Linked DNA regions of Homo sapiens: region 2 is linked to region 1. A link is an interaction called in ENCODE POLR2A ChIA-PET data of the cell type or tissue named here. Cell type or tissue: Panc1. All regions are shown on one strand.

What was found. ChIA-PET counts read pairs that join two places held together with the same protein. Peaks named below come from ENCODE experiments on the same cell type or tissue, not always from the same donor. Only the 100,000 strongest peaks of a DNase experiment are listed, where the experiment ranks them.
Region 2: POLR2A ChIA-PET joins it to region 1 with 9 read pairs; 2 of 35 experiments call an interaction of 5 or more read pairs at or near these places.

The regions. Positions count from the first base shown.
Region 1 is chr10:78,023,508-78,027,507 of GRCh38, forward strand. It overlaps POLR3A (RNA polymerase III subunit A), which reads right to left. Exons shown (of 31, transcript NM_007055.4): 2 at 2,587-2,722; 3 at 2,115-2,252; 4 at 1,464-1,635; 5 at 1,042-1,196. Among named protein-coding and RNA genes, the nearest start is that of POLR3A, 4.0 kb to the right of the region's middle. RefSeq lists an enhancer at 1,286-2,485. In Panc1, no CTCF peak of the experiment used is centred here; a DNase peak (open chromatin) is centred at 2,444.
Region 2 is chr10:78,107,329-78,111,328 of GRCh38, forward strand. No RefSeq gene overlaps it. Among named protein-coding and RNA genes, the nearest start is that of RPS24, 75 kb to the left of the region's middle. In Panc1, no CTCF peak of the experiment used is centred here; no DNase peak of the experiment used is centred here.

The DNA of each region.
Region 1 (4,000 bases):
CAGTGGCTGACACCTGTAATCCCAGTACTTTGGAGGCTGACGCAGGAGGATTGCTTGAACCCAGGAGTTCAAAGCCTGGGCAACATAGCAAGACCTTGTCTCTACAACAAATTAAAAAATTGTTGCTGGGGGTGGTGGTGTGTGCCTGTAGTCCCAGCTACTTGGGAGGCTGACATGCAAGGATCACTTGAGCCTAGGAGGTCGGGGCTGCAATGAGCCTCGATCATACCACTGCACTCCAGCCTGGGAGACAGAGAGAGACCCTGCCTCAAAAATTAAAATAAATAAATAAACAAATATATAAAATAATAATAAAAAAAAAGAACTGAGGTAAAAACACAAACAAGGGGCCAGGAATGGTGACCTATGCCTGTAATCCCAGCACTTTGGAAGGCTGAGGTGAGAGGATCTCTTGGGCTCAGGAGTTTGAGACCAGACTGGGCAACACAGCAAGACCCCATCTCAATTAAAAACAAAAGCAAAAACAAAAACAACTGGTGTTACAAGGCCAGTCCACATTAGCCTTAGTGCCAGATAAACACTGTTACGGTCAAATAAGAATTACTGGAGAGCTGGCCGGGTGTGGTGGCTCATACCTGTAATCTTAGCACTTTGGGAGGCTGAGGCGACTGGATCACCTGTGGTCAGGAGTTCAAGACTGGCCTGGCCAATATGGGGAAACCCTGTCTCTACTAAAAATATAAAAATTAGGTGGGCATGGTGGCACATGCCTGTAATCCCAGCTACTTGGGAGGCTGAAGCAGAAGAATCGTTTTAACCTGGGATGCACAGGTTGCAGTGAACCAAGATTTGCACCACTCACTCCAGCCAGGGTGAAAGAGCGAGACTCTGTCTTCCATCTCAAAAAAAAAAAAAAAAAAAGGAATTATCGGAGAGCTGTCGAACCTAACTGGACCTCTCATTTTGGAAGAAAGTGGGTGTCTAGGGGTGGGGCGGAGTTGGGGGAGAGAGTGTGCATGTGACGTGCGGAAGAGGCAGGCGGGAGGCAGGCGGAAGGCAGGCGTGCATTCTCAGGCTCACCTGTGCCCTTCCCAGCAGAGGCTCCACTTCTTTATTATGTTCAATGGCTGTTTCAAAAGACTGAAGGAAATTTGATACAATGGGATCCACCACTTTTTTGTTGGTCTTGTATTTCTCATGAATTATTTTCAGCAGTCCACACTTCTTTACGGTACCTATAAGGGTTAGTTTATTTACCAAGAAATAAAAAATTATGTTCTCAGATTGGCCAGAGATTGTAGTATGGTTAATGAAATTACTGAAACTACTATAGCAATGAAAGATGAGAGGTCCGTTTCCCAATAGGACATCAGTTGTTGGGCTCTTAAGCCTAATTTATAAGGAGAAAAGCTGACTCCCGAACATTATGTAAACCTAATAAACTAAACAGAAGACAGTGAGTGAAAAGGGCTATTGCTTAGCCTTCTGTGCATTCCACTCACCATTAAAAGCGCCACAGTGATGGCAGATGTTTTTCTTCCGGCACTTGTCAGAGATTTTCTTTTTCAGTCCTCGCTTCTGAAGGTAGGTCAGGCCGGGCCTCTTTAGATAGTCCAGAAACTGCTTCTTCTCCTCTTGGGACAGCATGATGTGGCAGCAGGTTTTGCAGATCATCTTTTTCAAATTAAGCAAGACAGATAAAAGCATAAGTGAGAATGAAAAATTATTTTCTTTTAAAAATGCCATCGCCCTGTTTTGTACCCTTAACCACGTGACCATATACACAGATCTGCAAATGGCTCTATACTATGGATATGCAGAGAGGAAGCCTGTGTTCACTAGATTAGCAGTACTCACAGCCAGTAGGCAGACTTTGTTACCTTTATCTTTTTCTTTGTGCTATTCTGTATTGTTTGAATTACTACTATTGTTATTTTTTTAAGAACACGTATCTACCATCTTCTCAAGGTAAATAAACAAAATAAATAATTCTTGAGTGATTTAACGTAGTGTGAGATGAAAATATTATGTACTTAGTATAAAAGAGTCCCCTAGATGTATCCCCCACCACTCACAGTTCCTAAGTTCATTCCAGCATCCCTGACCAATCACTCCAGAATTTATGTCTTGGAAATCAGCACCTGTGTGCTTACCTGTAAGATGCCTATGACTGCTCTGAAGTACCCTACATGAAAACACGGCAACTCCAGGTCGATATACCCATAGTGGCCTAGACAGTCAGCCAAGTTTTTCCCACAGGTTTCACATGGACGATCCTTCTCACTCGTACCCTTTGAAAAAAAGCACACCCAATGATCAACACAGACTGCTGGACGGGAAAGAGTGCCCAGCCATCATGCCTGGCTGGTGACACAGAATCATTTCTTTTGCTTCTTAAATTTCCTTTCTGAGATCACTTCCTACTGTTTTTCTTTCTTTTCTAATTTTCATGACTCAGAATCGAATCAGGTTGCTGACTAAAGGCCGGAGTTCTTGACCTAGTCTAATATGTGCAGGGGGGAATTGAGGAGATGGAAGGAAGCCCCTGCTCCTTTCAATCTGGTAAGTCACCAGTTTTATCAGCAGGGCAAGACACAGTTACCAGGAGGGGTGAGGGGGCCTTACCATCCTATGGTCGAGCACCCCATATAGCAAGGGGGCATGTTGGTTGTCCTGGCTGTACAGGTTCTTACTCACAACTTGGATGTGCGCCTGCTGGCGCATCTCCTCAGGTGACTTCATTCCAAAACAGATGTGGCTTCTGGAATGGGAAGAAAAAGGTGAAAATTACAGCAAAATCTGTGACCAAAAATGTCTATTACATACATAGCCCACCATAACCAACCTATCCTTCCAACTGTCTCCACTGGCTTTTCCTACCAGTATTAAATATATTTAACCCTCTCTCATTTTTCCTTCACAAACATCCCTTCATCTTACTGGAATCCAGTTTCTACTCTCACCATCAAAGGAACAGTGCTCACCAAGGCCACCTAGACAACCTGCCTGCTGCTGAATCCAATAAGAACTTCCTCATTTTACCTCTGCAGCACTGGCAGCACCCTGCCCAATCCTGAAGTGCTTTTCTCTCGGCTTTGGTGACACCATACACTCTGAGTTTTCTTCTTCCCTTCTCTGGCTGCTCCTTGTACAGTCTCTTTTGAGGTCTTTTCTTCTACTGCTATCCCTTAAATATTGGTGCACTGTACCACCTAGCATTACAACCTTCATCCTCTTATCTTCTCATCCTACACATTCTCCTGAGTGATCATGCCACTCACATACATGTTGATGTCTATCAAATCTATCTCTATAGGCCAGCTACTGCTACCCAACTGGACATCTGTATAGACACCTCCTCCTGGACAGTTCCACCTAGATATCTCATAGGCACTTCAAACCCCACACATTGAAAACAGACCTCAATACTTTTTCTCCCATGTCTGTCCCTTCATTCATTCTTCCAACAAATTGACTATTTCCTATGTGCCAGGCACCATCCTACAGGCTGAGGATACAGATTAGCTAAGACAGACAAGGTCCTTGCCAACAAAGAGCTCACAGGTCAGGGTGGGAAAGACAGACCACAAACAAACGAATATACAAATGTGAACAGATGCAGAAGTGATGTAAGCAGTGGAGTCTGAGGAATTACTTTACGTTGCATGGTCAGAAAGCCTCACTGTAAAACTGACAATCAGAAGGAAGAGCATCTGAAGTGGAGAGAATGACTAGGGCCAGGGTCCTGGGACTGGCACAAGCTTGGCATTTTCAAGGAACCAAATGAAATCAGTATATACTGGAGCATAGAAAGCTAATAGTACAAGATAAAGTCAGTGAAGCATGCAGGAGCTAAAGCATGAGGGCTTGGGAACTTTGGTAGGGAATTTATTTAAATAACATAAATGCAGCCGGGTGCGGTGGCTCATGCCTGTAATCCCAGCACTTTGGGAGGCCAAGGTGGGTGGATCACGAGGCAAGGAGATTGAGACCATCCTGGCTAACATGGTGAAACCCTGTCTCTACTAAAAATACAAAA
Region 2 (4,000 bases), 84 kb after region 1:
AAGCCAGACTAGACTTTCATTTTAAATATTGAAAATGAAAGGAGTCTGGGGGCTCTTCCTGCAATGTGATTACAAACTAGGAAATCAAGATTCATCAGGGCATGGATGAAGGCAGTGCTTAGAAAGGAATAAAGTTAGCTGGGTGTGGTGGCTCACGCCTGTAATCTCAGCACTTTGGGAGGCCAAGGCAGGTGAATCACCTGAGGTCAGAAGTTCAAGACCAGCCTGACCAACAAGGTGAAACCCCATCTCTACTAAAAAGCAAAAATTAGCTGGGTGTGGTGGCACACACCTGTAGTCCCAGCTACTCAGGAGGCTGAGGCAGAAGAATCACTTGAACCTAGTAGGCAGAGGTTGCAGTGAGGTGAGATTGCACCACTTTACTCCAGCCTGGGTGACAGAGCAAGACTCTGACTCACAAAAAAAAAAAAAAAAAAAAAAGAAATAAAATTGTTTTTTATGTGTGGCTTGCTAATTTCAGACTCTATTAAACCAACTGCCCTTGCATTTAATCTTCAAAACAATCCTTTGAATTAGTAATTATTATTACCTTCTTTTTACCTATGACAAAACTGAGACTCAGAGAGATTAAGCAATATGACCAATGGCACACAGCTGACGGAGCTAGTCAGAATTCAAATCTAGATTTGTGTGACTCCAAGCATGCACATTCCGTTTTTTTTTTGAGGCAGTATCTCACTCCATTGCTCAGGCTGGAGTGCAGTGGTGCAATTGTGGCTCGCTGCAGCCTCGGCCTCCTGGGCTCAGGTGATCCTCCCACCCCAGCATCCCAAGTAGCTGGGACTATAGATGTGCCCCACCATGCTAGGTTAATTAATTAATTAATTAATTATTTTGGTAGAGATGGTGTATTAGTCCATTTTCATGCTGCTGATAAAGACATACCTGAGACGAGACTGAAGAAAAAAAGGTTTAATTGGACTTACAGTTCCACATTGCTGGGGAGGCCTTAGACTCATGGCAGGAGGTGAAAGGCACTTTTTACATGGTGGTGGCAAGAGAAAATGAAGAAGACACAAAAGCAGAAACCCCTGATAAAAGCATCAGATCTCATGAGACTTATCCACTACCACAAGAATAGTATGGGGGAAACCACCCCCATGATTCAAATTATCTCCCACCAGGTCCCTCCCACAACATGTGGAAATTAGGGGAGTACAATTCAAGATGAGATTTGGGTGGGGACACAGAGCCAAGCCATATCAGATGGGGTTTTGCCATGTTGCCCAGGCTTGTCTTGAAGTCCTGAGCTCAAGTGATCCTTCTGCCTTGACCTCCAAAGTGCTGGGATTACAGGCATGAGCCGCCATGCCTGGCCCAGGTATGCACTTTAAAAGCCATCCTTGCTATCTTGTGCCATTTTCCTGATAGAAGTCACCCTTCTAAAGTGGACAAGGTAAGACATATTTACATTGTTATCCCTTTGTGGGTAAGAGAATAAAATTAGGAAGATCCTCAGGATGTAGCAAAAGGGCACTTACTATGTGCCAGGCCCCACTAGGCACTTGGCATGCATTTATATCTCATTTAACTCCTAGGGCTACTCTATGAGGTAAGCAATTCCATTCCAATTTTGTGGATGAGTCAAACTGAGGCATCAAGAGATAATGTGACTTGCCAAGGTCAAGCAACTAATAGGCGAGATTTGAACCCAGATCTGTCTGTTTTTCAAAAGTCTCCACCCAGCTACAATTCCCCATTGAAAAAGTTTTGGAGGAGTTACAGGAGGGAGAGGCCATTGTTGGGTGGAATAGTCTTGAGGAGGGACTCCAGTATGAGGGGATGTCCTGGAAGCAAGGAGGGTGGCAAGCAAAGGTGCTGAGATGAGAGTGCACACAAAGGGCTCAAGGACAAAGAGTAGGCAGAGCTGATTGTCACTGAGAATGTGTAAGAACAGTGGGGGCAAGATAAAAGGCAGGTTGGAGCCAGATGGGGAGTTGTCAGGCATGTAGGCTGAGGAGTTTGACTGTGCTCTCTCAGGCCATGGGGGAACATTTGGAGTGGGATTTGTAATGCTGATGAGAGGAAATAGGAAGCCTGGGAGTCTGCAGTTCCTAGAGCTACCATTAAGCGTTAGTGCTGGGGCTGTCTGCCCATAGAGTCGTTATCCCCTTAGCAGGTGGGAAATAGGAAGGGTCTAGTTTAGGCAGAAACATCCCTCAAGAGAAAGGCATGTCAGGGTTGGTGGAGACAGTGGGAGAAGGTTCCAGATGCAGCAGGACAGACCCTGGAAGGCAGGGAGGCAGGGGGGTGGCATAGGGCAGCAGAAAGAATGCATCTCTGGCTCATGGCAGATCTTGTTCAGTTCTCAGCTTAGTCTCTGTGAATAAAAGTTATCTGAAAATAAATTTGGAGGAAAGAGACTTTATTCCAGTCAACGTTTGCAAACCAGGGAGAAGCAGCCTTCAGTGTAAAACGAAGGTGCATTCCAGAGAACAAAGAGAGGGTCTGAGCATTTGTTTTTTCTTTTGAGACAAGGTCTTGCTCTGTCACCTGGGCTGGAGTGCAGTGGCGTGATCATGGCTCACTGCAGCCTCGAACTTCTGTGCTCAAGTGATTCTCCCACTTCAGCCTCCTGAGTAGCTGGGACTACAGGCACATGTCACCATGCCTGGTTAATTTTTGTATTTTTTGTAGAGATGGGGTGTTGCTATATTGCCCAGGCTGGTCTCAAACTGCTGAGCTCAAGCGATCCATCTGCCTCAGCCTCCCAAAGTGCTGGGACTATAGGTGTGAGCCACTGCACCAGGCCAGGGTTTGAGTTTTATAGCAAAATTTCCAGCCCAGGTTTCTTTATGCAAATGAAGAATTCAAACTTGCTTAGTTCTAATTGGTTGACACAGCTGAGTTCTATTGGTCAATACAGCTGAGCCCTGGTTAGCTGAGGTAGGTGAGCTCCGATTGTTTCTGAGTTCAGGTGAACTCAGAAAGTTAAAAAGTTGTGGGTTTTTGGAGAACTCAGAGTATGTGACCTCTAGTCAGCAAATGGCCACGTGGCTCTGTTTTAAATTTAGGCCCAGTTAGCCTCTTGGGATCTATCTTTAAGGATTTGCTCTTTCAGGTTCACATTTGTTCACGTCTTTTACCACCTGTATGACCCTGGGCATGGAATTTTGCTTTTCTGACACTAAAATTAAATGGTAGAACTGCAAATTTCCTCAAACCATACTTTAATATGCTGCAACATGTAGCCCCTCTAGTTTATCATACTTTCCTTTTGAGCCCCTTTTCTATAGGCGAACAGGGACACTTAACATGCCAATTGAGTGTCTACCAGTCTATCTAGTCTCTTTCAGTGAAAATGTTTCCACTCTGGCTTTTCTATCTTCGTATCAGGGCTGGCTCAAATAGTTCTTTTGGGATTACTCAATGACTCTTTAAGTAAAAGCTCCATCTTTCAGAGTTTTGCTCTTTTGCCTTCTCCTCTCCAAGATGGTGCCTGGGTATTTAAGGGGTTTACTGTAACCACAAGACAGCAGGGAGAGGAGCCTCAGGTCCACACTGTGTCCTCCATATCCAGGGCTAGTCCAGTCTGCTCCCTGGACTGTAGGCCACTAAGGCATGACAGGCCTCTTCTTGCCTCCTTGGTGATGGGCTGCTGGTGGCATCTATGATTTTGGCCATTTGTCCTCAAGTCACAAGGTTCCTACCCATGGTGGCCTCTTTCTTTGATCTCAGGCCTCTGTCCTCTTGGTACTTTGATGTGCTCTCCTGATGGAGGGTCAGGGGTGCTGCCACAGGCTCATTCATCAGACCATTTCCTGCAGTCTTACTGTGCCATCACCCTCTGCCATGTTGGAAATGAGTGGATTTTCTTGTAGGCTCACAGACTCTTGCTAATAGACATGGGAAGTAGGTCTTTAGTTTTTCGGATGGCCTTGGCTTTCCTCTCAATCTATCTAATGTATCTCCTTGAGGTGAAACACAGCTTGGAGAGGAAAGGTAAAACACATTCACATCACCTCCAGCTTCCCCTCCC